3 separate regions of the Mus musculus genome follow, and all the other regions are linked to region 2. Evidence: chromatin loops called from intact Hi-C (ENCODE). Cell type or tissue: heart. All regions are shown on one strand. Each heading gives the region's core, and the rest is flanking DNA. Links, peaks and the distances in the headings are about the cores only.

Evidence for each region. A loop is a pair of places that touch in the nucleus more often than their neighbours do. Peaks named below come from ENCODE experiments on the same cell type or tissue, not always from the same donor. Only the 100,000 strongest peaks of a DNase experiment are listed, where the experiment ranks them.
Region 1: it touches region 2 in a loop (2.7-fold over the local background); 6 of 42 quality-filtered maps call a loop at or near these places.
Region 3: it touches region 2 in a loop (3-fold over the local background); 6 of 42 quality-filtered maps call a loop at or near these places.

The regions. Positions count from the first base shown.
Region 1 is chr5:17,884,093-17,895,041 of GRCm38, reverse strand. It overlaps a transcript of Cd36 not described here. Among named protein-coding and RNA genes, the nearest start is that of Gm31612, 43 kb to the left of the region's middle. In heart, for the core only: no CTCF peak of the experiment used is centred there; a DNase peak (open chromatin) is centred at 6,211; H3K4me3 peaks cover 538 bases; H3K27ac peaks cover 778 bases.
Region 2 is chr5:17,978,138-17,989,086 of GRCm38, reverse strand. Gnat3 (guanine nucleotide binding protein, alpha transducing 3) reads right to left here. Exons shown (of 8, transcript NM_001081143.1): 2 at 2,608-2,650. Among named protein-coding and RNA genes, the nearest start is that of Gnat3, 21 kb to the right of the region's middle. In heart, for the core only: no CTCF peak of the experiment used is centred there; a DNase peak (open chromatin) is centred at 6,106; H3K27ac peaks cover 2,495 bases.
Region 3 is chr5:17,871,089-17,882,037 of GRCm38, reverse strand. It overlaps a transcript of Cd36 not described here. Among named protein-coding and RNA genes, the nearest start is that of Cd36, 41 kb to the right of the region's middle. In heart, for the core only: a CTCF peak has its summit at 997; DNase peaks (open chromatin) are centred at 1,017 and 5,217; H3K27ac peaks cover 1,072 bases.

The sequences.
Region 1 (10,949 bases), core at 1,981-9,980, 94 kb after region 2:
ATGGTTCCAACTGGTCTATGGGGCATTTACTCCAAATATGCCACAATGAATATGGAGTCAATAAAATCACTCACTAAACATTTTTGTTTGTTTTCTTTTAAGATATTCTTGGGATTGTAGACCAGTTTGCTTGAAACTCACTGCCTGCCTCCCAAGGATAAGATAGGTTTATTTTTGTCTTAATTTTAAAAATGGTACGTATTTATATTATCAAAGAGATTAAATAGCATACAATACGGCTGGAGAGATGGCTCAGGGGTTAAGAGCACTGACTGTTCTTCCAGAGGTCCTGAGTTCAATTCCCAGCAATGTCATGGTGGCTCATATCCATCTGTAATGGGATCTGATGCCCTCTTTTGGTGTGTCTGAAGAGAGTAACAGTGTACTCACATATATAAAATATATAAATCTTTAAAAAATACAATATACCAGAGTATAAAAATTTTCAATGACCATTTTTACAGTTAAAATAGACTTTGTGGATCAAGAAATAAATTTTGGATCATTCTAGAAACACAAACAGAAGCTGAGAGAGGAAAGAGAGAATATTAAAGAAGAAAAAATATAGGAAGAAAAATGAAAGAGTAAGACTAGAAACTAATAGATACCTATATTTAGAATATTCATAGAGCAAAATAGCCCCAACAGGGGATCAAGAAAATACAGGAAAAAAAAAAAAACAACAAAGAAACAAAACAGGAATCTGAACTTTACAAGAAGCAGAATAACAATATATTGAAACATATTCTCGTAGCTAAATATGTCAGTGCTAGAGAATTACCGTGGACTTCACATCGGTGCTTCTTCACCTGCGTGTATTTCTCTAGAAGAAAAGTGGATCGTGCTGTGTATTGTTGCTCACCAAGCAAATATATCAGAAGTGTGTTTGAAGATGATTATTATTATTGCTGATAAGTTACCTGAACACCTCAAAACAGTTTTATAAACAGAAAGTGCCTACAATATAAAAGCAATCACTGTAACAAATGCAGGCTCCGTGTTTGATTTAAAAACCAGTGGGGACATCTGCTTGGCTGCTACCATAATTGGCTAGCAGCCTGTTGTTTTGTTCTGCTGGAAGAGGGACCTTGTGTCCTGTGTATATTCTCTCCCCTTGGTCCAGAGGGACTTGAGTTTCCATTAGATTACAAGCTCTATACACATACCCAGACGTGTATAAAGCTCTTGCAACATTTCTTTAAATCAGTTTTGGTTGGTTTTCAAGTACTGGATTATTTTACTTATTGGTGTACAAGAGTTAAAGGTGCCCTTTAGTTTGCTATACCTTGTGAAATCTTTCTGTGAGAACAAAAACTAAACAGTAACTCACACCCTCACAACTTCCCATTTTTCCTTGAGGGCATTTTTTCTTTCTCAATGGGTAATGTTTCCACAATCCACAACCTGTGTTAAAAAATTCATGCTTATAGGCAACACACATTCTCTCCTATATCTCAACTTATCTCTAGATTACTTATAATACTTTCACTAATATAAATAAAATATAAACTTCTGAATTACTTAGAGATAATGACAAGAAAATGTCTGTCGATTTCCAGTATAGATTCAGTTTTTGTTCAAATAACAAGTTATGTGGTGTTGGTTGAGTCTGAATTGGAACTTCAGAGAGCATCCAGGACTGCTGCTCTTCATGTTTCACTGTTCACTGGCATCTCCTCGGACACAATTCCTCAATAACTTGTTCTCTCACTTATTCTCATTTTCATCCATAAAATGGTGTTTCAACACTTGGTCTGTGCCAGCCACTGTAGCTTCATGTTTTCTGGTGATTGCCCAAGGAACACGACTTCTACAACTCCATAGAAGACTTCTTAAATGAACCTCATAATTTCCCTCATACCAACACATAATTGGATGTCTATTTTGCATTCAAAATACATTTTCAAAAATCCTTATGTGTTCCCTTTTGCTTTTAGATCCACTTTGGCCAAGTCTCCCTTCTATCCAGCCTCAGTTTTTTTTTTTTTTTTCTTTCTGGCATCCATTTCTACCTTTCTGTATCCACTAGCATTGCTCACACAGACTTTATCAATGCAATTGAGATTTTATTATGCCTTCCTTAGAGTCCTTCAAAGCATTAAAATACTTCAAAGGATTTTTCTTGTTCCTAGAGTAGGGATAATCCATACATATTCCTATGCCATCTATTCTTACTCTTTGCTCTTCTTTCTCATCCTGCGTCTTTGTGCTTTTAGTTGTTTTAACCTATCATGCTCCTTTCCCTCCATGGTTCACTGCAGTTGCTTGCCCTTGTCTTTAAATACTTTCCTAATTGTTTGCCCACTAAAACCTATTTACTTTTATACCTCAGTTCATTTCCTTTATGTGTACACAAATGCAAAACATCCATATATAGATGTGCATTCACCAAATAATAAAATAGATGCACAATCTTTGGTACCCAACTTATCACCTAAAAGAAGATGTTCATATGTACATGATGTTAATGTAGCCTCCTGCTGTATCAAAGAATAAATGGCCACCTGATGAAAAACAAAACAAAACAGTGTTTCTCTTGGCTCTGATGTGTTATGTTAATTGTTGATGAGGTTTTTGTAATCAGTGCAGATGAGGATGGAGGTAGGGATTAAATGGCTTATAAAGCTACTGAAAATTTTAAGCTTTGGGAAAATACTAGAGATCTTAGTAGAAGTTAATCTTAATAGTATGGATTCCTTCAATCTCCATTCTTAATACTGAGCAAATAGGAAGCAATTTCTTCTAAATCTAATAGTTTACAAATATAATACCACAATTTTTAAATATAAGCAGAAATATTACATGTTAATCATAGCCAGTGTGATTCTTACCATCTATGTGTTTTGTAGAATGACTAAATCCACTAGTTAACATGAATCCTTCCGGGCATTCTACCACGTGTAGTGGAGTGAAACTATTTAGGTTCTTTTTTAAGTTTTTCAAGAAAAAAAAATTAAAGTCAGTTCTATGGCACACATTTCTTCTTAATCACAGCACTTGTAGGACTGAGACAGGAGAGTTCCTATGAGTGTGAGGCAAACCTTGTTTACATAAGTTATGAGGCCTTGAGAGCTCTAATGTACTATTACAAAGTTAGGACTCTTCTCCTCCAAAGCCAAAAGAATTAAGGAGAAAGAGACCCAACAAAGCCTTTGCCGCAAGCTGAGGGTTAGGAAAAGGATATAACATGCATGGCAGATGTGAGACCAAGTTAAGCAGAGAAGTCTAATAGGAAACATTTGCCACAATTCTCCTTTAAGTAATGTCTCTTAGGAAGGATGGTTTTGAGTGGTATGCAAAGTTGTCTTATTAACCTACAGAAAATTCCAACAGGATTTTGCTGGCATATTTAGTTGTAAATATTGCCACCAAATATCTTTTTGATCCTATGTTGTTCATGCTTAGCAAGCTGATAATTATCCAAGGGTGTTTCTCAAAAATGTTTTTCTGAAACACAAGTTAGCAAGGTTAAGGTTTTCATATCTCAGTGACAATTACACATTGTTTTCAAGTGGGTCAAGGAGTTTATGCCATTTTTTCCCCTAGAAGGCTACAATCTGTTCCTTCCGTGTTATGTTACTGAGCCAAGGATTCGAAACAGTTCACCATGAACTCTAAAACAATGGACAAGGGAATACAAAGGAGGATATTTGTAATTTACATTTTTGGCCTGTCTGAAATGATTTTGAAAGTGACCATGTTATATCACTTTATGTTCCCCAAACATATGCAGCCTGACATATTGATTAATGAGTAAGGGAACTTCATTAATAATTAATGCTGGTGAAGTGGAAGAGGAAGACATATAAGAGAAAAAGATCCCTCCAGAATAGGGAAGAGAGCATAAACGCTACCACAATGTCAACATCAGAGTGGCATTGTCAAGGTCCAGGTGGATTTCCTTGCTTCTTTGGAGTAAGATTTTTCAGACAGGAATGAGTAGTACACGATAATGTTCTATGAGAATCTTATTTCAACAGCTGAAGGTTAAGCCAGTCATTGAACAACAAAGACCCCCGGAAGGGCTTATATTGACTTGTTCAAAGTTTTAGGTTTATAAACACTACAAAAACAATCAACAGGTTAAGTTTAGGTTACACTCATATTCCATGGTGAAGTGTTGTTTTCAAAACTAATACATTAAACAACAAAAACATCTCTGGTGATGACCTGAGCACATGGGGTCAGTGGTCTTGTCCAGTGATATTACAGAGAGCCTCAGCACTTGGAAGTTCAACCCTGGCTATGGGTATTTTGCTCTCAGCCATCACATTCTACTCCCCAGAAACTTATGTACAGAAACCAATGAGCAAATAATACTCGCCTGTAATTTTTGAATAGAACATTCAAAACTTCTATTTTTATTTACAGAGAATAATCCCTGCTTAGAGCTCAGAATGCTCCGAATGCCCATAGTGTTCTGTAACTACTGGTAGGTTCTGGACAGTATTTTCAACTGTTTTCTTCAAATAAAAATAAAAGTAATTTTTCATCTAAATGATGGGCATAAAATGTTTTCTATAATAATGAATTATCTTGAATTATATTTTGGAATATATGGTTCAAACTTCACATTAAAAGTTCTTCCTGGTATTGAGAAAAGAAGTCAGCAGCTGAAATTATTGTCACTTGCTTACCCTTTCAGTCTGTCACGTATTAGACCTCAGATTGCCTCTGGGGTGCTTTTACCAGAAATGCTTAAAAAGTCTTAAAAAAATGTTGTCAGGAGAAACTTGACACACAACTACCAGAGATGTCAGAGACCCCTCTACAAGTGGAGATTACTGTCTTGCCTTTTTGTGTTTTTTCTGGCTCAATGCTTCTCAAACTTACCTGGTATCTGAGCAGTTCTTTAGGGGGTGCGGGGTGGGGGGGGAAGATTTCTATGCTTTCTCTAAATTTGCTTAAACAAAAATAAATAGATTAGTATATAACTACAAATACTTGAATGTTGGAATTGCTCATAGAATAACTAATCTGACCAAAGCTAAAGCACAGGTGAAATTGATGGCTAGCCTGCAACAACTAAGATCCAGTCAAAACTACACAGTTTAGACATGCCACATTTATATTTTTTAGTTAAGTTTCTTTACTGTAGAATTGCCTTATAACTATTAAGTTGATTGAAAGGCTCATTTGGGATAAGGGAACAAAAACTGATTGTCACTCACACACGGCAAAATGCTAAGCAGATGGATTTCTCTGCACATGAGAACAGTAGTTAAAATATTATGAGAGTGTTGTTTTTAATGATTTGACCAAGCATCTGGCAAGTACTATTGCATCAGAATTTCATATAAGATGTGGAACTCTATGCCCTCTCCTCCCCTTAGTACCTTTTTAGGCCTTTGTAGAATTGAATTGTTAAATGAAAATACGTATCATCTCAAAAGAATCACAGGAGCATGTAGGTCTGATTGTGTTGGGCTTTTTTGGCCTCTCTCAGTTGTTTAACTATGAAGAAATTCTTAATACATGGATTATTTACTAAACTAGTGATACATTGATAGAATACATGCCCCTATTGGATCAGAGTTTAACTTTTATTACCAGATTTATTCAGATTGAGGGCCATGCTTTAATTCTTGTACCTATTAGTAATATTAAGCCCAGCTGCCAAAAAACATCCAAAAGATATTTAAATAACAGTAGTTCAGATGTAACCACCACAGCCATGAGTGGCACATTCTGACACATTAATTGAGTTAAAGAAGAATGGTGGCACTGTTAAAAATAGGGGGAAACATCCTAAGAAAGCTTACAACGTAAATACACATTGTAGGGACTGGCATCTAACAGCTTCCCCAAGTGGTTAGAGCAAAACCCTATCTGTTGACTAAACTGCAGTCCTGCTATTACGCTTGATCAAGAAAGTACCCAAGATTGTCTCTATCAAAGCGAATGATCATCAGAAGAGAAGCAAACTGACTAGTATTTCTGTATTTCATAAGCACAGCAACTATTTCTTAAGTAACACAACAGGGTTTCAGCAGAAAGAGGATTAAGGGTTTTATTTTCCTCAACTGAGGCACAAAATGAGGGTGATTTTTCACTTTAGCTTTCATTTCATTTGGCTCAGGTGTCAGAGACCTATATTTATCTCCTAGTAGGCGTGGGTCTGAAGGACTGGAATGCTCAGGATGTCAATGGCTGTCAGGCGTCAGGATAACCTAGAAGATAGATGAATGGTTGAGACCCCGTGCCTCCTCCCAGAATTCTCAGCTGCTCCGCTGTGGAAATGGTGTGTTTACTTTCTGTGTCTCCTTCAACAGTCTCCCTGAAGCCAATCTTAAGATCCTGTGACTGGGCAAGCAAGCTGTTCTAGAAGTTGGTGAGCCGAAATTTTATTTAGGAGTATAGCTGTCTGTGTCTTTGTGTTGATATCCTGTTATCTATGAATTAATTATGTGAACTTTCTGATGTGTGCCATCTGGTATAATAATTAATGTGCAATACTTCTCTTAAGAAGTTTATTTGCTTGCAGTTAAGGAGCTAGGGACATTTTATTTTGAGCCCTTATTTTTACATTGCCAAATCTCCCAGTTGGTTCTGTAATTTTCTTTTTTTAGGAGGGGGCTAGGGAATTTCATTTTCTTTTGAGAATTTGTGGAAACAGACTTATCCTTGAATTTTATATTTCTTTTTTATTTTCAAAATTTATGTTTTATGCCTAAATCTTATTTCATATCTTATTAAAATCTGTTTTTTTTAGACCTTCTTGAATATTAATATTTTGGTCATATGACTCTAAAACCATGATTTAGACTTTGTAATTTTTGCTTTAAGATTACAAAATGTCGTTCTTAAAAATCAGAAAAGAGGCTGAGTAGACTTTGTTTGCATGCTTTGAAAGCATTTTCTGGCTTTGTGTCACTCCTGATTTAGTGAATAAAAAAAATAATGGGAAAGCTTGTACTCTTAGCTAGTTAACTCCTAGGAAGAATGGGAAAGACATACTCATCATTGATGATCACACAATTGACACTGACTGTTGTCTCCCAGATAGGTCCTTTGTGGGTCAGTGGAAGGTTTGATTATATAGCAGATATCTTTCTGCAGGTGTGTTTCATGTACAGCCAAGTAAACAAAAAGTGTCAACGTTTCATAAAGTAAACTCAACTGTGTGCTCACTTATGGATTGAATAGCTGCTTGTGCAAAAAAAGCAATTCACTCTAACTTTCCAATCGATTTTGTAGAGTTTAGGACTGAATTAGATATGTTTCTTTACTGGGAAAAGGTCACTGGCTTTTTGTCTCTGGATAATGGCATGGTTGCTTACTTCTGGCTTATTATTATGAAAGTGTAGACATCTGTGTCCCTCTCTGGTTGGAAGGAATCTGGATCAAATGGAGACAAACAGGCCACCTGCCTTCTTCTCAGGTGTACCTAAGTAATACAAGTGGATTTGTGGATCAGTGAGACTCCTGTGAGCCTGAGAATGGGAAGGAGAAATGCCTCTAAATGATGTACCCCAGAAACACCAATTATTTGAAACTGGATCCTTTCAGAAAGGGCAACAACAGCTTTGTAATGGGCTGATCTGATAACTTAGAAAGGAAATCAAGAAGCAGAGGATAGTAAAACAACATCACTTGGGAAGAAAAGCCAAATGACAAGCTCCAGGTCTCCGAAGGTTGTTTGTTGTTAGAAGAAGCAAAAATAAAAGAACAAAAACAAGCAAATGGAAAAAAACATTTCAAGTGCTGCAAAGTTAGTGCCAGAGGGAAGTATAGGGTTGGCCGTTCAGCGAGTGACAGCAAAGACGACCTACTGTAAGATGGTTGATGTGACGGACATGCATGGTGCTTATGGAGCCTACTCTTCATTAAGATGAACACTTAAAAATTTAATCAAATATTACTACTAGTGTCTATAAATTTACCATCGTAGTTATTTTATGTTTGATGAAAAAAATTTACTGAATTTAAAATTAAGAATTTCTGTAAATTGAGGGTCTGTGTGGGTCTGCACCAGGCCCTTTACATATACATCATGCCATCTCTGGCTTCCAGGTTAGCTTTTTTATGAGGTTGCTGACTATGTGAATAAGCGGGTCTCTTTCTTGTGGCTTCTCTTTGACTCTTTCTTCTGTTTGTTTGTTTTGTTCAATTCCAATGTGTTACTCTTTGTCTTGTCTTTTGTATTATATGAATTACATTATAATTGTTATTATCTTTTACAATCCTCTTTCTTTTCTAATGAGATAAACAAAGGGAGTCCATCTGGGTGGGAGGTGAGGAGAAGGAAGGAGTAGATGATGTCAGAAAAAAAAATCCATTTTGAATAAAAGAGAAATGTTAAGGACAAAGAATTTCTGTGAATGCGTTTGTGCGTTACTGTGATTTTCCCGATAGCATTGTTTGGAGGGAAGCTGTAGTGTGCCTTACTTTTTACAACAGGATACCAGAAACAGTGTTTAGTCCTAGAAATCCTTTCTCTTATAAACAGCTAGTGAAAACAGGAAATGGTCTGAAACTCTACTGCACAGGAATGTAGAAAGAATTAAGTTCAGTAAACAGTTCTAGTATATCATTTGTTTTGTGTAGAGATTCAGAAAGTAGCTAAGACACTGTGTATGAAGGGCTAACAGTCTCCCATAGATCCAAGTCATTTATTTGTTGTTTGTTTTGAGACAGACTGGCTTCAAACTCATTATGTAGACAGAGGATAATGGAAGTGCTGATCCTCTTTCTCTACCTCCCAATTGCTGGGATTATAGGTATGGGGTTCCAAGCACTTTATGCGTTGCTGCATATCAAACCCTGGGTTTCATGCACAGCTATACCCTCAGCTCCAATAAGCTTTTATAAAAGGGAAGAAGAGGTTAAATTCCATTTTGTGTCCTTTAAAAATGGACCATGTGCAAAATTACATAGCATTTTTAGTTAGGTGCTTTGTAATTCTCTACTAAGTATTTGAAGATGTGGTGTGTCCAGAGATCTTTGTCACAGAAGCACTACCATATGAAAGAAGAAATGACAGAAAACTGGCGATGGAAGGGACATCTGAGACAACTTGGCAGCATTCATCAAGGGCCAGAGCATGATCTTCTAGAAATAAACTGCTTCGCCTTTCAGTGCTTCTAAGGTTTAAAAAATGTGATAAGGACAACTTTTGACATTTATCATTGTTATTGTTATTATTATTATTATCTGTCCTTGATATACATTGTCTCCAAATATTTCAAGTATAAATTTTATACTTTCAAATTTTTTATAGCAAATTTAAAAGTATTTTGGGGCAGAGAGGACATGTTCTTCACACTGCCATCAGGAATGTGTAGAACATCAGGTCAGGGGGCTGAGGCAATCGCTCTAACAGGCCACAGATCCTGGGATACAGAATGAGTCTCTGTCTGGACAAAAGAAAAGGACTACCACCACAAAATAGACTGTCGATCATTCTTTCATGTTTAAAAGGTGATTTAATTAAGATCATTTCAATTTGATTACAATTCACTTAGATACTGGTTTTGTCCTTTCTGGAAGGTTTGTACTTCTCTATTTGGGCTGTAATCAATGTCATCATAAAGTGAAATTGCTCCATCTGAATCTGGGAAGTTGAGAAATGATGTCAGAGAATCACTTTTTGATACAGGAGTTTCATGGCTTAGAACCCCAAACATAAAATAGGGAAACCAGCCTTTCTCCGTTGCGATTTCATGAGTGAAGCATAAAGCATCAGTTGGTGATGGGATTATTGTCTTTTAGACTCACCTACTCATGAAATGAGTCCTATGGTGTCTTTTCTAGGCAATACAGAATATTAATAGACTGTCTTGGCCTCTTATAACTAAGCAATACCTTTTCATAACTTCTCAGTTTTGCTCATATAGAATAAAACTTTTAGAACAAAAACAAAAACATAACAAAATAAAATATAAACAAAACCAGAACATTAATGAAAACATTGAAAGTATTTGTACAGTTTTCCTAAACCGTTCCCATAGACACTGGAGCAAGCTGCTGAAGGAAAAATGTATTAAACAGGCAATTGAGACATTAAGGGAGCAGCATAAATCGGTATGGGGCGGAGTTGTTTGCTTCCCTTCTTCATCAAATGTCTGGCTTCCTTTTACAATGCTAGAGAACTTTTAGAACAACGCCCGGTAGGCAATGTTAATTAAGTCTGTGTCCTGTGAAGTGAGACTTGCCTCCACACCCGTTCAGAGGTGGACAGTATTGCTCAGAGTGGGTGCTGTTGGCTAAAATGACAGTCTCATAATGGCAAGGCCTTCACTTGCTCGAATCAGCAGTATTTCAGGAACAAGCACCCACTAAATAGACTCTTTCTAATTTCAAAATGCAAGTAAAGGTTTTCTAATCTGAAATGTTCACTGAGAACTCCAATTAGTTAGAATAAATTAATTGTTTGAATAATTTAAGAATGAGGTTCTTCCATCTCATGTTTCATAACTTTGTAAAACATCCACGTGCATTTTCCTTAAAACACAGAGATTTGTGAAAAACAATTGAATAAAATATGGAGTTAGTTGTTAGAGAATTACCTATCTCAGTACCCTTGGGCTTAAACTAACTTCCTTCCTTCCTTCTTTCCTCTTTTTCTTCCTTTCTTTTCTCTTTTCTTTTCTTTTCCTTTCTTTCCTTTCCTTTCCTTTCCTTTTCTCTCTCTCTCTTTCTTTCTTTCTTTCTTTCTTTCTTTCTTTCTTTCTTCTCATTCTTTCATTCTTTTGGATTTGGTAGCATCTTTTATAGACATTTATTGATTTACTTTCATTTTTTTCATCCACTCAAAAATAGCTCTAAAATTTACTAGAAAAATGCTCTACAATTTTTCTGTGCTTCTATGGGCACCTCATAGTTACTGACCATTCTCCAGCGATTCTGTCCACAAGTTCATTGATTAAGCCAACAATGTCTGAGTCCTTTTTCTCCCCTTGCATGCATGACATAGACAATCTTTCTTCCATGCTCAGTTTTCTAGACTC
Region 2 (10,949 bases), core at 1,948-9,947:
AAAAAAAGACAAGGAGTCGCAGAAATAATAATCTGATGACTTTGGAATAATAAGATCCACATTAATGGTCAAAAGGAAGAGGAACTTTATAGATACAAGTGAACAGATATATGCAGTTAACAAGTTTGGACGTGTGCTAAGCACCGGTGTTGGGCAAAGATTGTTGTAGTCATATGCATTGGTTGCATTAGTAATTCAAATGGATGGTTAATAGTTTCAGCATTTTGTAAATTGATTACTTATACTCTGTTTTAATTTAGGAGTCTTTATCTCCTACTTTCCCATTTTAAATAATTGCAGAAATCATATTTTACATATAGTTTGATACTTTGAATACTTAAATTACTTCTGTTATACATATTTCAAAATCTCATTGAAGTTTCTCAGAAATATGTATAGACAAAAAATACTTATAATTTCCTAGTTATTTATATGTGTATATATGATTTAGATTTATTTTTTCTGTGGCCCCTTTTGCCTGATTATGTAAGTAACCTGTATGTGTTCCTGGTTCCTTTGGATACCAGAAAATGGGACCACGTACCCTGCAACTACAGTTAGGGATGGGTTTAAGTGGCCATAAGTTTTACTGACCTGCTTGCCTGTTATCTTTGTTGAAAGGACTTGCTGGGGTTAGAGGCTGGGGGAAGGAAAGACATGTGGGGGCATGGGGTATGGTGTGTAGGATCCACAGGAAGCATGAAAAAGGGTGGAGTTCTTGGAAACTAACTTTCATCTTACGCAAAGTCAACAAAGTACACTTAACAGCCAAACCATCTCTCCACCAGAAATCTATATTAAATATAGAAAAAGTATTCCTACTAATTTTTTTGCAAAATGTACTTCTACAATTAGAAGTAAAATTATTAGCAGCTCTGGTTGATATAACATACCTTCTTTATAGCACAGATTAGCCTCATTCTTGTAGCAATCCTCCTGTCTCAGCCTCTGAGGGTTATGAGAATAAACTACCACATCAAGCTACAATTATGTTTTTATAATTTATTGTAAGATGGAATGCCTAATTTTTGACTAGAGCTTTTATTTTACAGATAGTAAAGTTTGAATGAATTATATTATTTAACTTCTTTGTTACAGGTAGTTAAACTCCAACTGCTCATTGGTTTTTCTTTGTATCCATGTATTTGGCACATTATTGTTTTAAATATCAGCCTATATTTCTTTATATATTAGCCAGTTATATATCTATAATAATTATTATTGGCTTTCCAGTTTTCTATTTTTGTCTACTTATACATGATTTAATATTTGATTTTTTTATATAGCAAAATGACACTTCATTAAAAAACTATATTTAAGATTATAAAACATAGAGACATAAAAAAATAAGATAACAAAGTGTGATTATGTCCTAAATAAGAGGGTAGTAGAAAAGAATAATTATCTGAAAGAATGAGAAATAACTTTGCTGTTAGGATGGGGTAAAAGTCATAAAGTATGGTTTAGAGACAGATGGAAGGGTTAAATATTTTCTGGCACCTATATATGAAACTTCAAAAGTCATAAGTAAATTGATAGGCAAATCACATGAGATTTTAATGTCATAATATGTCATGATGTATAATATCAAAGTAAAAAGTGGGCTGGGTTAACCAAAGAGCTTCATCGCTGATTATCTAACCTCATTTTGTTTGTTTGTTTGTTTTTTTAATTGAAGATTTTAATCATTGCAGTTTTGTTTAATGCTTCTGTATTCAGAAAATTAGGCAGTTACCCCATTGTAAAGAATGGATAGAAAAATTAATGTAAGAGCACATCAGAATCTTTTGGAGTGATATTAGTGAACAAACATTTCCCGTACTATAGAAAAAAAAAAGGCCAATTTCTGCCAAATTCCAAATGGATCCTTGATTGACATATTTGAAATGTCTTTGCCTTATAGTCACAATGTTACAAATCTAGATCATTTGAGGATTGGTATGATTAAGACATAACTTCTGGGATTAATACTGTTGAAAGGTAAAATTCAAAAGAAAAATAGAAATTACACTTTTTATTGAACAATAAAAAAGAATATATACACACTCTAAAAGTCAGGATAACTTTGCCACTACCCACAAATACTGAAGCGATTACCTTAATTCTGAAAAGTGGCACACAAAGCATTCCTCTTAGGATTTTTTCAGTGTGTATAATGTTACTTGTATGTGTGCATTCCGGGCTTACCATTTGTTATTGGGCAACTAATTGGTGTCTCTTCTCTGTAGAAGACTATTTGTGCAGCTGCTAGCCTCCATTATGTCCCTGTAATTCTGTGTAGGATTGAAGTCTCTTGGGCTTCCTCTGTCCACGTGAGGATGTCTATTAGTCCTATTTCAGCTCATGATTAGTAATCAGTCATATTGCTGAGACTTCATTAGCAGATCATACTTAGTCATAAATATGTAACAAAATTTACTGAAAAAAGAGGCAATCAATATGGAAAAGACCAAGAAGGGGGATGTGGGAAGAATTGTAGGGAGAAAAGTAAAGGGAAAAATAATGAAATTATATTATAATAAAAACTAAAATAAATAATTAAAACAGAATTGTTCAATGCATAGAGAAATATCAAATGGCAAACACTCAAAATACTTCTGTACCTACTTCATTTGTTTAACAATAGTGCTTTTCCCAGATTCACCTGCTCCTGAAACAAAATGAAGCAGATGTTATTCACTGATATACAGATAGTATATTAAAACCTATTTTATCATGCATAAATTTTTTACCTCTTTTTATGTAACTTCTAAAGAAAATAATACATACTAATAGAGAAAATTACATTTTAAATTTAAACATTATTTGAGATGTTTATATCTCCTAGTTTGCAACCGTATAACATACATAATTCACAATTTCAGACTGTACATTGTTCTTGGCCTCCTGAGATGAGTCTTTGCATCTTTGCTTGAATAAATGACAAAAGAAGAGAACCATTAATAATTTTATTTGAGAACTGTTCAAACAGAAATTTATTCTGATTAAAATATGTTCTTGTCCTCAGAAGCCTATCATAGCCTTAGACATAGCTATAATTTCCTTTTTTCAGAAGAATGAAGCATCTTAACAACTTTAGTTAACTGCCAGGAGCCCTAATGCATATGGGATGACATGGAATGTCTCATGCAGTAAGATCAGTATATGCTGAGGTAAAAATGAGGAACCAGCAGTGGTATCACAGATGTTATATTCACCCTTATCCACAACATGTATTACAGTTTATGATGTACACTATACGAGATTTTGGCATTAACTTATCATCATATAGAAAACTAGCATCATATAGAAAAACCCAAAATTCACATGATCTTTAACAGACATAATAGTTCTTGGTGAAAACTTAGTGGCTGTTTTAGGTTGTCAGTCAGGACCTTCTGAAGATACTGCCTGAATCTCTCTTGATGTTAAGGACAAGCGTTTTGAGAAATGAAAACTAAAAAGTCATGACCTCTGTTTGTTTTTGCATCTGTGTATGGCAGGCAGTTATCTTGACTTAATGTTTTATGATTTTTATATAAGCAAAATGTAATTTGAATAATAACTAAATCTAAAGCTTTTATTAAAATTATACCGATGAATATGAATTAGAGGTCCCTGAGAGCACAATGATGAATTTTAATCCCACTTCTACCTACTTGACCTCCAGTTTTTCTCTAGTGCTTCCTTCCTGCTCCACGCTTATGATCTCATCCCCATGCATCAGAATGAGATATATTTCACATGAAAGAAATGATTCTTTGAACTTGTAATTCAAAACTAACCTATGCCGACCAAGAAGCTATTTGAAAAGGAAAGGAAAAATCAGTTTTCTTAAAAGGCATGTCCCTGAGTGTACCAACCTGGAATCATTGCACGTTCCATGCCCAAGAGCAACTGGCCAACACAAAATGTCTTTCCTTCCTTCCTTCCTTCCTTCCTTCCTTCCTTCCTTCCTTCCTTCCTTCCTTCCTTCTTTCTTTCTTTCTTTCTTTCTTTCTTTCTTTCTTTCTCTTTCTTTTTGTTTTATTGGTTTTCTTTGTTTGATTTTTGAGAAAAGAGAAAGAGAGAGAGACAGAGAGACAGAGATCCTAAAACTGGATGGGGCTTGGGAGGGTCTAGAAGGAATTGAGGGAGAAAAATAATATCAAAATGCATTGTATGACATTATTTTATTTTGTCCCTTTTATGAGACAACATTTTTTTCTATTGAAGTACTTCTGTATGGTCTTGCTCTACATATTTCCTGAGCCTGGGTGAGCAGATAGAGAGGTATCTAAATTTAACCCTTATGGCAGAACATTTTTATTGTCCCTGGCAAATCTTAATGTATCTGATTTCTGCAGTTGTCTAAACAGCTGCCTGTGATACAGAAAAATAAGGAGTGGTGAGGCTATAATAAATAATGTTTCACTGACAGGTGGTTATGCACCGATTCTCCCTGCTGGATAAACTGCCCACGATTCGCCTCCATTATTATGCCAGGGTGCTTTCTGCCATAGGTCATAGAACTTACAAACAAAGCTAATGAATGCAAAAATCAGCCACAGCAATTTGACAATATTCCTTCATAGATTTTTTTTTAATCCTCTTTTTTTTGCAGTGCTGATTTTAAAACTAGGTCCTGTGGATTCTAGGGATCCGTTCTCCCAGCAAACAGTTGCACAGCCCTGGATACTTAGCCACTAGCAATGGAAGTGGATATTGGAAAGTAAGTGTCAGAAAACCAAGTTCCATACAATCTCACGCCACCAAATCAAGTACACGTGTTCAGTTTTACTGACCAAAAGTTTTTCAGCGGTGGGAATGAGATGATAGAAGAAGCTTCAGTCCTACTTCTTCAGGCTTACTTTGTCCTATATTTTGCTCAGTGAAGTGACTGATGGGAAAAGCCTGGAGCATTTTTGAAACAGGGAAAAGAATGCTTCTTCTTGACCATCAATTAAAACTTTAAAATAATTATATATTGTCTATGATTCCCTTAACAAAGTCAAACTTACTCCTGAAGTGTTTTCAATCAAGTGAAATATCATTCTTAAGAACCAAGAAAAATGTATATGAATTTTGCAGCAGGATACAACTTAGAGGTAGAATATATGTCTAGATGTGGGAGGCCATAGTTTCATCTGTATCACAACACACACGGAAGTAAAATTTGAAAGTTATATGATTATAACATCATGGATTTTAAAGAAATGTTTTAATACTTAAGACCCACTATTGGTCAGGTAAAAAAAAAATTGCAGACATAAATCATTTTATTTCTCTGGTATAGAATACTCAAAACTGTGTCACACATTAGGTGGATAAAAAGGGTGACTTTTAGGTTATGACAAAGAGTAAATGTACATTTAGAATAACAAACTAGGTTGATTATAGGAGTCCTTTGAAGGCACAAAGCTCCTATGCTCAGGTCTCTTATATAATAGGATATCATATCTGTTCATAACCTATGCAGATTCACTACTGTGCTTTAAACTGCTGCACTATTTACAATTATAACTGTATTGTAACTATGATGTAAACCATTGTTATTTTCTATTGTCGATAAGATAATGAGAATAAAAAATCTCAATGTATTAAATACAGGTCAAAGTTACAGGCATTTTTCATCTTTAGTTGCTTGAAACCACTGGTGTGTAATCCATGAATACTAAGGGCAAAAGTCAAAATCAGATGGAATCACACTAATACTGGAATTTCCCAAATTATTTCTGACACTAGAAGGGTTGTAAGTATATAACAATTCTTTGTAACTTATTAAGTAATTAATTATGTACTTAAGTGATATAAAATAATTAATTGCTATAAAGTAGAAGATAACTTTTTATGGAACTTCATATTAATAATTTATATTTGGTTATAATTATTTTGTAAAGCAGCGTTTAAAAATTTGTAAAAATTTTAAAAGATTTTCTTTGCTCTCTGTAGTAAGTTTACTGTTCTGGGTGAAGTCTCAAACAGTTAACTGCTGTACTGGCATAATTTCTAAATAAAAAACAACTCATCTAAAAGTCTCCTTCATTATTTCAAACTCCATCTCCAAGCGCCTCAGAAATGAACTGTTCATTCCCATTCTCACAGTGATAGTGGGTCTTAGTTCACGATCATCACACCATTCTTGGAGGATTAGGTCATGTTACAGGACTAAATATACACAGGACAGCATGCTTGCCTCTGCTCAGTACAGCCTAAAATAGTTCCTTCCTTCTAAAGTGTGGGCATAACTAACGTTACTTTCTAGGCTAAAGAGCACCAGAGGAATTTTTGCAAGACACGTACTGTTTCTTTGAAGAAGATAATGCTTCAAATAACAATTAAAAACTGTACTTCATTTGCATTTTAATGCACACAATTAGAAAATAATAAAATACAAATGAACAAAACTATTGTTATGTAGAAATATGAAAAGAGAATCTGAAATCTGTACAATATTCATAACTGCAACTGAGCTCTTCTGAAGCACACAGAGTTTGTTTGCTCCTTTGGCTAAAAAGGGCACCATGACATTAAATAATTTGACATGTGTTGATATATATGATAATTTTCTAGGCTAATGAAATCATATAACTGTATAATAGAGAGGGAGTTAGAATGCACCAGTCTTGTGGCTGTGTTGATCTCTGCACGAGAAAAATGAGGACTATAGAGAGGAATGCACTCACACACATTCTACATATGTGTTCACATAAATTCAATTCTCCTGGTAATGCTGTATCATATTTGTTTCCAGGTGTGCGTTAATAGTGGAAAGTTTAAATGGTTTCAAGCCATATCCTCTGGGTCAGTAAAGTTTCCAGTCTCTCTTTCAACTGTATTTATGATTGAAAGTTTTATTGTGATACTAGAAGAACTTCAATTCCAAATCATGATGCTAAAGGCTAAACCTAAGTCCTAGTCTTATAAAGACTACTATTGTAAACTGTTAAGGATAATTAAGAAATACAAGTTGGTAGTCAGTCACCTTATAAATGATAAAATCCTTTAATACATTAATTCATAATTTTACTTGTATTCATGCTAAGAATGGACATAATTAATGATAGGAATAAGCCTCATTTAGTCTCTTGTATATGTTTTCTATGTTAAGCCTAACACAGATAACTAGAAACAAACAAACAAAAAATTCAACTATTTAGATATACTGTAGATAGATAGATAGATGATTTTCAAGTGCTTCAGAGACCTGCAGAATATGGCATTTAAAATGTTTAATTAAAAAAAAAAGCTTTTCTTTATAGAGAGACATGCCAGCTCCTGGCAGCACCCGTATTTTCCTCCAAAGAAGAGCCTCCACCTTAAGTTTGCTTCAAACGTGGCAAAACAGCCATTGAGTGACTGCTGGTCCCAACTGTGGGCAAGCAGGACACAAGGGAGTTGAATGACTCTCTTGGCCTAGAAAAGTAGGACAGTCATTCCTTAAGTTTCTGCTTCCCAGGAAAGTCTGTCAGATCTTCTGGGTCTGGTAGCCAAAGGCTGATGCCCCTGCTGATCACAGAGGGACCCAGACTATCTGTTCAGTGAAAGAATGATCAGTTTAACAACAGAAACTAAGTCTCCAGATGTGTTCTCAATTCTAAGCTCAGGCAAAGGTCCTCACTCTCCTAAAGCTGCCGCTACTAAGTCTAGATACAGTCTTCCTTGTTACCATTTTTAAATAAGGGCTGAGGATACTGAAGTTTACGTTGTAGGACCTAAGACAGTGCTATAAGATCTAGGATGGTGCTTTAAGGTTGGTCTGTGAAAGTTATGAAGGCTGGAGAATATGAAAGCTTAAATAGTGATAAGAAAGCGATTTAAGTGATTTTAAGGTATTAAACAGAATGAAAAACATTTCAGATGACTTTTCCTCACTCTGCTACTGTTATAATTAAAATTTGAAAATTAATCAATGGAGTTTTGGTAATATCATATTCACAAGCTCAACATCTTAAGTTTTCTTTCGTTGTATTCTAAGTATAAACTTAAAGGGGACTTCTCATTGTGTTCATTAGACACAAACCTACAGTACATTGGGCTCACCAAGATGAGACAAACAGTGGAGTACTTTATTTCTCAAGTTCCCAAATAGAAATGGAATAAACATTGTAAACATAGTTCTTCCCCTGGTAGTTCTCACAATTGTTCTTAGTGTATACAGGTTTTACAGATGTTAGAGATAAAGCCCTTTCTTGAACTATGGGGGAGAGTTGGGATGACCTACACCCACATTTATTGTATCTAATGGCTACGTAAGTCCTTGTATCTTCCTTGTTAATTGCTGCGTCGACAGCACCAGATGCTGCCAGATAAGTAAAAGTTTATAACTTCCTTACCTGCCCTAAAAGAGGGTTCTCTGAGATTATCATGATAAAAAGCTAGCGCTGCTGTGGGGGAGGTCACAAAAGGTCACATTGTCTCCAACTTGGCCAAAAGGCAACCTAAAGATAGTCCAGATGTAAACTGTGGAACCTCTCCCACTATGTTAATAGCTCCCCCCACCCACAAGAGTGTGACTTTTGATAAATAAAAGAGTTGGTGGCAGGAGCTGGGACAGAACTACTGGGCAGAAGGACAGAGGCAAGACACAGAAACTTGGACAAGAAAGAAGCAGAGAGCACCTCGAGGTTGGAACACAGTGGCAGTGAAGTTGGCTTATGTTAGCTGAGCTAGCTGAGACTGCCCAAGCCAAAAAAGGCCAGATATCTGTGTCTTTATTATAAACCAGAAGCAAGACACACACACCCCAAAGCCCTGCAACTTAAACTATTTTAAGTTGAAATGAAAACTATGCTTTTATAGACATATTTTGTATTCAAGTATAGTGGGAAACTTACTTGCTAATTAAGGTCAAAGCACACCTTGACCAGATAGCCTCTGGGCTTGGTGAAATATGGGAAACTCCCTTTATTAGCAAGGTTTCTCATTCTCTGACCTTGTCTGTGGAATCCAAGCCTCCATACACATCTCTATCTGAGGAAAGTCTTGTAGCTTCAATTAGATTGTAGGACCAATTTCTTTTCTCCTGACAGAACGTGTTCAGCCAGCACCTGAGATTCCCAAAATGCTTCCCCATGCTAATGAGGGGCTCTAGGTACCCTAAGTCCCCAGCCAACGACCTTTGCTATACTGGATGTCCCTACCCTTGGTCCCCCAAAACTATAAATCGTCAATCATCCCAAGTAATGTTGATCTGTCTACTGACATCAGATCCCATTGCAGTCTTTCTCCATGCAACTCACAAGGCTGTGCAACCACTCCTCCTTCCGCCTCCGCACCCCGCCCCGCCCCTCTAGGTTTCTGCACCCACTTTCCTCATAGATTGCATTGGCCAACAATCTAGGAGCAGAGAGACCCACGAAGTGTCGACTTCTCATCATGTTGAGTCTTTTTCAGGAATAACATGTCACACAATAATTCTCATGAGTAAAATTAAAAATCTCCATCATTTGCATGAAAGCCATTCAAACTTACTGAACTGAAAGTGAAAGAAGTAAAACGTGAAAACAAAATTTTAGGCCTTTAGGCCCAGGCTTGGGAATGTGGCCTCTGTGGCCCAGTGCTCCAAGGTGTGCTGGTCATAAAACAGATAGCGACATTCCTCCACCCACCTGCTTCCTGGGTTCAATTCAAAGAATGGCACCCTGACCATTACTGGAACCTGCAATGCAAATGTTCTATTGTTAGGGGCTCTTAGATTGTTAGGGGCTCTTAGAAACTGTCTTGAGAAATAACCCTCAGAATTACCAGGTATTCCTCGTGGCACTTGTGACTTTGCACTTCCTTGTGACTCTTAACTGGTATCTTTGGTATCTTACAACAACGCCCTCCCCACTTCCTTGAGTTATGGTTTCTTCCTTTAAATACCCCCTGACCCAGCTACTCGGGGCACCACAGTCCTCTACCCCTGCGTGGTGTATGACTGTGGGCCCGAGAGCGCTCTTGAATAAAAATCCTCTTGCAGTTTGCAGCAAGACCGTTTCTCGTTGGTGATTTTGGGGTGTTGCCTCTCCTGAGTCAGAATGTGGGGGAGTCCTCACGTTGTGGGTCTTTCAAAAGATGAAAGAAAAAAGAAAAGAAACACTGTTCATGTACCTTTGGAGATGAAGAAATATATTGTATTTATGTATGTAATTTAAGCTAGCTTCCATACATTTCTGATTTTTACTAGACAGGGTGACTAACTTTCATCTCTGTGATCATCAGTTTCCTTGTTTATCAAATCATATTATCGGTGTGCACCTCTTAGGGCTTTTGGAGAACAAATTACAGATACAAATGACTTGGAGAATACTGTTTCCTCCGATGTGGCAAATATGCTTTTGTAAGACCCCAACTCAATGTGTTTCTTAGACCCCTAGAAATGAAGCCCAGCATGGAGTTCTTTGTTCTTTCGCCTTCAGCCTGAGAGAATGATGACCACTAGGTGACCCGCCCAGGCACCTAACCCATGGTATAAGGGACCAGGAATGTTTGCCAAAGATAGCCTATAACCTTTTCATGAGAGATGAGCTGTAATTCACCATCCCCATTCTTACGATGTTTACTCAGCATCCCCCTTCTTTGTGGTTCTATCCTCCCATCACTTTACGGTTTATTCCTTAAAAACCCTCAACTGCAACTGCTGGGGGTTGATCTCCTCTGCCCCTATGTGGGTTAGGAGCTCGGCCTCAGCATGCTCATACCTGATTAAACCTCATGCGCTATTGCATCAAGAACGGTCAGCTCATCCCAGGACTTGAGTGAGAGTCTCCCTAGAAATGGGGGTCTTTCACTTTCATCTGTTTAAGTAAAAACACTTCAAGTAAAGTATCTTCCACTCTTTTATTTGTGACTTTATATTTTCTTACTTTTTAATATTTTCCATATATTTGTCTATGGGTATATACTCACAAGGGCAAGCTCTCAGAGCGTCTAGAAAAGAACACTAAATCCCCTGCAGTTGGAATTACAGGAATCTGAGTCACCTGATGTGGGTGTTGGGAACTGAA
Region 3 (10,949 bases), core at 517-8,516, 110 kb after region 2:
AGCAGCTTACTCTGGTCTTACCACCAACTGGTTCTGTTCAATGGCTGTTCTGTTCTTTGACTTAAATATAATAGAATGAAAATTTACTGAAGGAAATTTGCAGCACTAGATGCTATTACATGGCCCAAGATATTTTTAAAGCCCATTTTCTTAGTGATTCATACATTATACTAAAACCTTACCAAAACCACGCCACTCCACCCTATACTTGGGCTTGCCTTCTGCAGTCCTCAAGTATGTCATGGCTCCTTCCACTACCTGTGCCACAGCACCTCCTTCTGCTCTCTCTGGCATTCACTCTCAACACCTGGGAGTGTCTGTCACATTCTAACTCAATCAATGGTTTAGGACTATGTCCTTCAGATGACTTGTGATCTACTTGGGGAGGATCCCAGGCTTGTGCTTATTTGTATCCAAAATAAAGTCCAGAATCATGTGAATGAGGTCTCTAATTTCTGTAACCACAGTACTGGGACGGCTGAGACAGGCAGATCATCATGAAGTTTGAGTGTAAACAACAGAGGAAATTGTATCTTTAAAAAATAATAGTTGAGGGACTGGAGAGATGAGTCACTGGTTGCCCTTCCAGAGGACCAGGGCTTAATTGCCAGCATCTACATGGCTGCTCACAACTGTCTTGTTACTCCAATTTCAGGGGATCCAGTGCCCTATTCTGGCCTGCCTGGGCACCACACACATACTGTGCAGCATATTTACAGGCAAAACACTCATACACATTAAACGAAAAATAAACAATATTATTTTAGAAAAAGAAAATAAAAAGTAAATTCCAAGCAACGTGAGGACTGTAAAGTTCAAATATATTCTGCCAATTTATACCAGAAACAACTTAAAAGGCAGGATAAAAGCCTCAGAACCAGAAAATGCAAATAAGATCAAACAGGTTTGACACACTCTTTGTCTGTGTGCTTGGTGTTAATCTGACAGTGAGGAGAGACATATCAGAATATGGTTTGGGTTGCAGGCATGACTGGCCAGCAGGTGCTTGCTATGTAGGCAAAGGGTTGAGGGCAAGATAAGATTAGGGAAGGACATGCATCATACAGGGAGTGCCGTGCTCAGAGTCTGAGTTAATTTTAAATCTTTCCAGGCTACTAGGGATTGGAAAACAAATATAGGGCACAAGGCAGTGAAAAAATGCAGCTTGCTCTGACAGTGGAGTAAACCAGGCTAGGCTTAGAATATTATTTCTCAAAAACCGGTAGTAGACACTGGAGTACTGAACTTGGCACTCTTGATGCCTGCTTTAAAATAATTGTCATAATTATAATGTAACAATTATTATCACTGTTGCTTTAAAAAAAACCCAGAAATTTGTGCCTTGTTTACTGAGACACAGATTATTTAAGATTTTAACTTCCTCTCTATATTGTGTCTGTCTATTTCTTCTTTAAATGCTATTCAAAAATCATGAGTTTGCTTGTTACTAGATAGAAGAATGTTTTGTTCTCAAACCATATTATACTCTTCTGATGGACATTTCTATAATAACAACATCATAACATTGTGGCCAGGGTTTTTCCTTTGAGTGATATCTTGCTCATATAGATGAACAGTTCCTGGCCTTCTTTTGAAATAGAACTATGAAAAAGCTCTAAGGTGCTGCATGACTCCTGAGTAGGTAGCCTCTATCCCAGTGACCTCCTGGTGATTTCCCGATGACTTCTTAACACTACTCTTCCTCTTAGCCCAGAGTTTCTCCTTCTTAGAAGGTACATTTAGATTTCTTGAAAATTCTCAAAGGTTATGCTTCCAAACATACAGAGCATTGGGAGTTCCTCATACTTAGGTTCCTATTAACACTGTCTCTGCTGACTGCCAGAAAACATCTGTGGTTGAAGATGTTAATTATTACAAGGAGGTAACATATAGTATGTCAAAGTGACAGTGACTCAGTAAGCACTTGTGTTGAGCAATTTTTCCATCACTGAAAAAAAGAAATAGCTGAGTATAACAAGTTAAAGGGGAAATGATGTCATTAGATGCTGTAGAAGTTCCATTATTTCTGGACTTGCAGTGAATCAGAGCATTATAGCAGAGCAGCATGGGGTGGTACCCAAAGGGGCGGGAAAGGGGAAGAATTTGTAAGCATGGGACTAGGAAGAGAGGAGAAATGGGGTTCTCAATCAGGATGTAAAGTGAATTTTAACAAAGTTAATTTGCTAGAGCAAATGTGGAGAGAAAGAGCATAGGAAAAGGGGCAAAGGAAACCAGTTCCCTGCTTTTTACTAATTCTGCCTTCTAAATTTTCTATACCTTTATAATATCCCTTTGAATTATGAATGCATGAATGGACTAATCCATTCATGAATTTATGGCCTTCATGTCTTAAACAGCTCTCAGTTGTCCCAGTTGGAACACTGATTCATAAGACAATGTTTTCAGCATATGGAATTTTTGGTTCCATTAACATCCAAACAATAACAGAAACTCTAAAATTTTTAAAAAATTGGATGGAATTTAATTACAGTTGGTAAATTAGGGAAGGAATATAAAGTTGGGGAGCTGAAGTTGATGGTGAGATAAGACAATTTTAATCTCTCTAGGCAGAGGAGAGACTAGAATGATGCTAAAGATGTAATTGACAAGGAAGCAGTTGTCACAGTGTGTGGAAAAAGTCGTGGTTTCTGTGGCTTAGATGTTCATAATTTCCCTGTGTTCACATATGATTATAGAGTGGTTTTCTTTAGTATTTATTCATTATGATCTCAGAGAGGTATTATCTAAAGAAGAACATGAAAGCCTAGTTATGAATGCCAAACAGTGTCTATTGGTAGGACTAGGTCAGCTCTCACGAGTTGGCTGTTTTCCACAACACCCTGCAAACTTACATTATAAAGGCTGTATAAAAAACACCATTTCTACACAAGTTTGGAATAAGATTCTAAGAAAGTTCCTCTTGTAATTTCCTCTCTAGCTCATAAGATAGAGAAAACACACTGGATATTTCAATAGAAAATGTCGTTGTTTTGCTACGAGTGTGATTGTTAAGAGGCATGAAAGATGATCAACCTTTTGTATTCTATCAAAAGCTATTTTGATTAAACTTCACAGTTTGCCTTTTTTTTTTTGATGATGACATCTAAACAAATAAAATGTTCATTCTTTCTATTCAAGGACTATCCTCTCCCAGGGTGGATGTTCATTGTTGCTGCTTTCAAGTCAGACATATGACTATTTCATAAAACCTAAAATAACCATTTATTGAATACAATACTGTGTTGTGATCTTAAAATATTACATTTTTATTATAACTTCAAAAAATTAAAATGTGATTGCATCCTTTCCTCTTTCCCTTTCCTCTTTCCCTTTCCTCTTTCCTGTGCCCCTCATTTCCTCTTTCTCTAAGTTCTCCTTCCGCCTTTAATGCTCTCTCAAATTCATGCTTTCTTTTTGGTTATCTTTATTGTCTCACACACATTTCCATAATTATATAAATAAACCTTATAACTCCTCCTAGAGTCTCATATGTGTGCGTGTGCTCATGCGTGCACATGTTTTGGGCATGCCATGTATAGAATAAATACTTTGAAATATTAAAGCTGCTCAGGCCATAGGTTTATTTATATCCAATACAACCCATAATTGCCCTTTTAATGCTTTACTCTGATTGTTACAATATTAAACTAACGAATCATGTGTTGACCATTGAGTTGATATTTTGTTAGTAGCAATATAAAATGTGCATTACAAATAAACATAAAGTTGTATTAGTGATTTGGGGACATATTACTCTTCGAGTCCTTTTCTTCAGCATCAGATTTACATATGGTTATTATTATTTGTATACATCTACTGATTAACATTGTTGTCTGCAATGTTATTACAATGAAAAATGCAAACTTTCCTGGTGGTCAAAGGCTATTCTGTATGCCTAGTTTTGCAATAGAGAGTCACTTGAACTGGAAAAAAAATACAAATTTTCTTTATGCAATTAACTCTATGGTTGAGTTTTTAAATACCTTAAATATATTAACATAACTATGTAAATTTCTTTGCTTATGTCTACTCTTCATTTCGCCAGTGTCTTAACAGCTTTTTCCTTCAATCATTATAGAAGTTTTCAACTGTAAATTTGGCCTGGTCATTTCCTGGAGAATCTCCTTGTCTTGCACTTTGTTTGGCTGCTTTCATTCTCCTATATCTCTCCCTCTTTCATCCTATATACTTAAATAATCATGATACATTTTTGTATTGTATACCCTTTCTCTAATAAGATGGTCTAAACACTTGCTATGAAGCCAGAAGTCTATGTAATATCATTCACTGCTTCCCCTTTGAGAGGTTGTAGAGGTTTGAATCTGTTTCCAGATCCCAGATGATGTAAAAAAGAATGGTGGATATCCCTTGCTTATTGGTCTCTGGCCTTGGGAAGGCACTTTGTCTCTTGACTTTTTCTCCCAACTCTTACCTCTTCTATCTTCCACTCAAGACCCCCCACTTGACCTTATATTTATATTAAGTTATATTTGAGACACTAAACTACTATTCTACAACACACTGAAGTTAAGCTTTTTGTAGCTAAATATATCACTGTTATACAAACTGAGAAAATGGAAGAATTAGGGTTCTATTCATGTCATAACACTAACTGAAGCCTTAAAGTCACCTTTTATTATCTCCGCTGCCATTCAGAACTGCTCCGCCAACAAGCAGAGCTGCTGGTGTACAGTAAGTACTAAGATCGCTGTTTTGACCTTTAGTGGTTTATCATCTGCCTTTACTGAGACTGTTGCTTGATTTCTTATCTGGTTTCCACTGCCTCTTTTTTCTCTACCCTGCCTGTTATGTCTCAAAGTATCCTCAGAAGCAGTTAGGAAAAGCATGTGTCTCATGTATGATAATGGTGTTTGAAGTTTGCTTTTTGCTTTTTCAGCTCTTTCTGTTGTCACATTGAACGTCAAGCACATTCCCAGGTAATCCACACTCCGTCTAGACTAGGCACGACGTACTTTTCTAGAACTGCCTACACATGTCAGTTCAGGACCTTTATGTGGTTTTGGTGTTATTGTATTAATACTTCTGGGTGAATAATCTTCCCTATTTTCTCCTTTTCATATCCCCTTCAGTTACAAATTCGTATCCTGTTTAACATTCTTTACTTAGAATTACTTAATAGTGTCATTCTGCTCTCAGCATAAAGGTCAAACTCCTTAGAATATTGCACAAGGCACACAAAGTTCTGGTCAGCACCCAATATGCTAGCTTCTTGTCAGTTTTCCAAATGTGTCACTCCCTTCCTGCTTCTGAAATGACACATTCCGCCCCTAATATCTTTTCTTCCTTTTGTGGTACTAGAAAATGTGTGCTCACGAATTGAAACAAGTTCATTATTTTAGCCTACCTCCCCTCATCAAACCCAGTATCTTTTAAAACTATTTTCTTTTCTTTGAATTCTGGTGCTTGTTCCTTCAGAGATTTCTTCCTTCTTAATGTGAAATTGAACATTTTCATTCCTTTTTTTATAACTCTCTTTCTAAAAGCTTTACAAAATTGCTTTATAAAAATTCATGATGTTTCCCCAATGGCTATTTTCAAAGGTAAAACTTGCATATATGTGGTATTGGGCTGTATTTGAACTTAAATGGTATTTCTGCAGCACAATTGTTTCATGACCACAAATAAATTCTCTAACTTCAGCATCTCCTTTGAAAATGAGCATGGAAGTATCCTGTGCTTGAGGTTGTGGAAACCAAACAAGATGTGGGAAATTTGAAACTTTTATCATGAGAGAAGAAAATCTTTGTGTAAATTAAGACATTAAGATACAAACATTTTCATCTGTATCTGTTGTCTTCATTGATAACTCTGCCTCTAATATATACCATATAAACTAGAACTCCTCTACATCAAGACAAATCACAGAAATTTTAATCTTGCGTCACATTTCTATACCCATGTTGATTTAAAAACTTCTCTGTCCTCATCCTAGCTGACAGTAGGTGCTAGGACTCTCCTCATTTCTGGGAGTTGCTGCGTTTGTCTTTCAAGAGAATTTGTAGAGAGCCAGTGTTTCAGTGATCTGTTAGCTTCCTCTTCAGCATAGATTCATGCAGTTATGCCCATGCAAGTGTCTTCACAAACCACTAGTCAGTACATTTGAGGAGTTTCTATATAATTGGACCTGCGACATGAACTAAAAGTAACACAGCATGGAAACTCAGTAGCTCTTCTTATGTAGCTCCATCTATCCTTTTCCCCATTCATGCCACTTATTATATCCATTCTTATAAGCTGGCAACTGTGGTAAGCATTCCTCTGTGTTCCCTCATCTGGTCTAGCAAATTAATCACGTTCACACTATAAACCCAATTTACAAACAGTAAAAATATAGCAAGAAAATGTTTCCATGGCTGTGAACCAGCATGCAAAGCTTGGAAGGATGTGTTCACTGGGGATGGAGATTTCATTATAAAGGGTCTGAGTCTGTCTCCATGTAGGTAGGGGTACCAAAGCTAGGTTTTTGCCCATCACTTAGTGTATCATTCACTGAAATGCAGAGTTCATTAAAGGGGATTTATTCACCAGGTAACCATAGAAAAAGAAATGTCAAGTTCATTTCCAGAAAGAAGTGTTTAGAGATGTTTATAGAACAAAGAATCAAGGTTGTACAAGAAGGCAAGGAAAAATTGTAGTGTGTTGCTCTGCATATAATCCAACTTCATGGCTTTCACTGGAAACACACTCAGAAGACAGAAGCTCTAGAGTTCTTTAGTGGTTGGAGTTACATAAAAAAGACACCTGTGCATGTTGTGATTTCTCAGGCCCAAGTACAGGATCAGTCTTTTCTAATGGACAACAGCAGCCCATAAGATGTTAGATGCAGCTTAGGAAACCATTGTCACCATGACTGGTGTGTCAGAGTATCAGCTACAGAAAAGCCAGTGGAAGAATAAGACAATGGTTAGCTATAATAATCTAACAAACAATATAAGCCAGTACTGATGACTTTTAAAGTCACCTACATCAACTGCCCAAAATTAAATGCAGATTTATTCGAGACTATCTTCACTTTCAATAGTGTCAGACCTGAACTGAATTAGAGAACAGTAAATTTGTCTTCTTTTTTATTTATTTTTTATATTTTATTTTTTACACTCCATATTTTATTCCCCTTCCCTTCTCTCAACTGCCCCATCCACCCTCCAACTGTTCCACATTCCATATCTCCTCCCCAATCCCCTGTCTCCATGTGGATATCCTCATGTAGCTCTGCCTGTTCAACATGGAAGTCTACACTCAGTCTACCAACACTCATTCACATATTACTTTTGAGATTTTTGGTAAACAATTGTGGAAAACATTTACTTCATTTTAAATTGAGTTAGGAATGTGCACTGAAAAATATACTTCGGCTTTTGAGAAAGCAGCAGAAGTAGAACTGTCATTCTCTTTCCCTCCCATGTCCCCTCTGAGCAGATCATAAAACATTTATATCCAGAAGGAAGAAACATCTTAGCTTTAAAGGCTGCAACAAGAATCCTAACAGTCTGGCTTTGCTTAGCTGCCTCTAGTTTATTACGACTGGGTCATATCCTGTGTCTGATGATATTTCTACATGGCTTGCCATAAAGATATGTAAGTTTCCCTGTCTCTTTAGGTTGTCAGTGCTCTGTGTCATACAAAACTTTGCATTAAATATATTTATATATATATATATATATATTTGTCTTATTACTCTTTAGTTTTGTTGTGGCCCAGCAGCAGTTAATTTTTCCCTGTAATTGGAACCGCTTCTAAAATCTTTTGTTACATTTCACAACACAGTTGTAAGGGCAATAAAGAAAGAACCATTACTATAAATTATTGGTCATGCTTTACAGAGAAGCACTGTCTGTAAAGCCTCTAACAATATTTTGCAGAGGGATTGGTGGTGATGGTAGTGGTGGTGGTGGTGGTGGGGCTTCAAAAGGGAAGCATCTTCAGGCACACAGAGGTAGTTGGAAATCTCCTCTGGGAACTGCTGGTTCCCCTATATTTTTCCCAGTTGGCTTATATACAAATGTGAGGTGGGCAATGGGCCAAGGCAGACTAACACTCGACCTGAGAAGCAAAAACACACTGTGAACACAGATAAAATCAGTGCGATGACCAAACATAATTCCAACTGAAGACAACAGGGACAGACAAATAGTGGCAAAAGATGTAGAAGGATTTAAATCCAGTATCATGGTTGTCCTGGCATGCAATCACATCCAAAGACCTTCTAGGCCTGTGTGATCTGATCTGGCTGGAATACACAGATACCCTTAGTATACACATTTAATCCTAAACAATAATATCTAAGGGAGGAGCAGACAAAGTAACGAATCAGAAAGAATTGGTGATATGAGTCAGAGATAGGGTCCTCCCAGCTCTCACAAGAGCAGACAGGAAGGAGAGGCTACTTAAGAGCAATGAAGGGAGAAGGGGGGCAGTTCAGTGAGTGCATCTCAATTTGGTTCAGTTTAGTTCAGTTGGGAGCAGTTCAGCTCCTGGAATTCAGAGGCAGGTTTTCCAAGCAGAGCAGAGCAACTAAGTCAGAGGCCAAGAGAAGCCAGTTTGTATTAGTCCTCTTGAAGAGGGAGTTTGAGACAGAATGGCTGAGTTGAAGCAGCCAACCTGAGTTCAGAAAGAACCAGAAAGGGTGATCTTATTCAATAGGAAGCCTCCAGATGATAATGGCATCTGGTGAATAAAAGTTACATTTACAATGGAGCAGTAGACCCCTAACCAAGACACAATGGGTATATTACAAATTATTCATAGTCTAGCACAGACTCCCTATTCGCTTACTTGTGATTTTACTGATGAGAAACAGCTGACTACCTAGGCAAATGGATGGACCTGGAGGGCATCATCCTGAGTGAGGTAACCCAATCACAAAGGAACTCACACAACATGTACTCACTGATAAGTGGATATTAGCCCAGAAACTTAGGATACCCAAGATATAAGATACGATTTGCAAAACACATGAAACTCAAGAGAACGAAGACCAAAGTGTGGACACTTTGCCACTTCTTAGAAATGGGAACAAAACACCCAGGGAAGAAGTTACAGAGACAAAGTTTGGAGCTGAGATGAAAGGATGGATCATCTAAAGACTGCCATATCCAGGGATCCATTCCAGAATCAGCTTCCAAACGCTGACACCATTGCATACACTAGCAAGATTTTGCTGAAAGGACCCTGATATAGCTGTCTCTTGTGAGACTATGCCGGGGCCTAACAAACACAGAAGTGGATGCTCACAGTCAGCTATTGGATGGATCACAGGGCCCCAATGGAGGAGCTAAAGAAAGAAACCAAGGAGCTAAAGGGATCTGCAACCCTATAGGTGGAACAACAATATGAACTAACCGGTACCCCCCAGAGCTCATGTCTCTAGCTGCATATGTATCAGAAGATGGCCTAGTCGGCCATCAGTGGAAAGAGAGGCCCATTGGTCGTGCAAACTTTATATGCCTCAGTACAGGGGAACGCCAGGGTCAAGAAGTGGGAGTGGGTGGTTGGGGGAATGGGTGGGGGAGCGTGTGGGGGACTTTTGGGATAGCATTGGAAATGTAAATGAAATAAATACCTAAAAAAAAAAAAGATAGACATAGAGATACAGATGAGAGCGATACAGATAGTGTTTAACCTTTTGCCTCCACTAGGTGCAGCTTTCTGTAGTCAGCTGTTTCTCATCAGTAAATTTGTCTTCTACAGGATTGCTTAGTTGCTTATATGTAAGAAAATCCCTTATGAATCGTAGAAAGACAGAAGAAAGCAGGCATTAGTTCGACCCTGACAGGCAACTTCTTGTCTCTCTCATTACAGAACCAGGAAGCATGATATTTGATCTCATTCTTTAACTCTCTCTTGACATTGAAAAAGCAATTTTAAGAACAAGAAGGATTGGGACCAACAGAGTCAACTAACCTAGACCCTTGGGCTCTCAGACACTGAACCACCAACCAAAGAACATACATGGGCTGGACTTAGGCTTCCACACACATGTGTAGCAGATGTGCAGCTTGGTCTTCATGGGGGTCCCAAACACTGGAGTGGGAGCTATCCCCAAAGGTGTTGCCTCTCTGTGGGATATATTCTAGCTGGGCTGCCTTGTCTGGACTTGGTGGGAAAGGATGTGCCTAACCTCACAGAACCTTAAAGTGCTAGGGTGGGGGGATACTGAGGGGGACCCCAACCTGCTCAGAGGAGAAGAGGAAGGGGTATAGGAGCAAGGATTGTGGGAGAGGGTGAACAGTATGGCATCAGTGAGTGGGATGTAAAGTGAATGAATAAATAAATAAATAAAAACAAATAATAAGTAAAAATCTGTAACTTTTCTATAAAAAAATAAAAAAGAAAAGATTTATACTAATATTATACTTCTACTTCTTAAATAGAGAAGCAGTCGTCCTAGATGCTACATAAACAACATTTTAATGTTGTGGTTATTTGCTTTATTGTGGTCCAAATCAATGAATCTTTGTTTCTAATTTTTATATAAAATTACATTGATGTTTTCTATATTTTAAAGTTTATTTATTTTAAAACCTATTCCTTGGGATGGATATATATATATATATATATATATATCCTTTTTTGATTTTATACCAACTGTATATTCCCTCAAACTCCATATATGCACACAAAACACTCATATGCAAAATAAAATAATAAAAAACCAATAAAATAATAAAACATGCAATACAAAATATTTGATGGCAGCATTAAATAGGTGGTTATAGCAAGCAGAGAAATTCCAGCTAAAATCCCAGTTGCAAAATTTCGATACACCTCTCTCCTTACTTAGTGCTCCCTTTATGGTTTAACCAATAGCATACATAAACCAATTAGCACCACTGATTAGTGCATAGGAGTGGGATCACTTGGGGATGTACAACCTACCATGGGTACCATCTAAGGAGCCCAAGTCAGCTTGCTCATAGGAAGCCCAG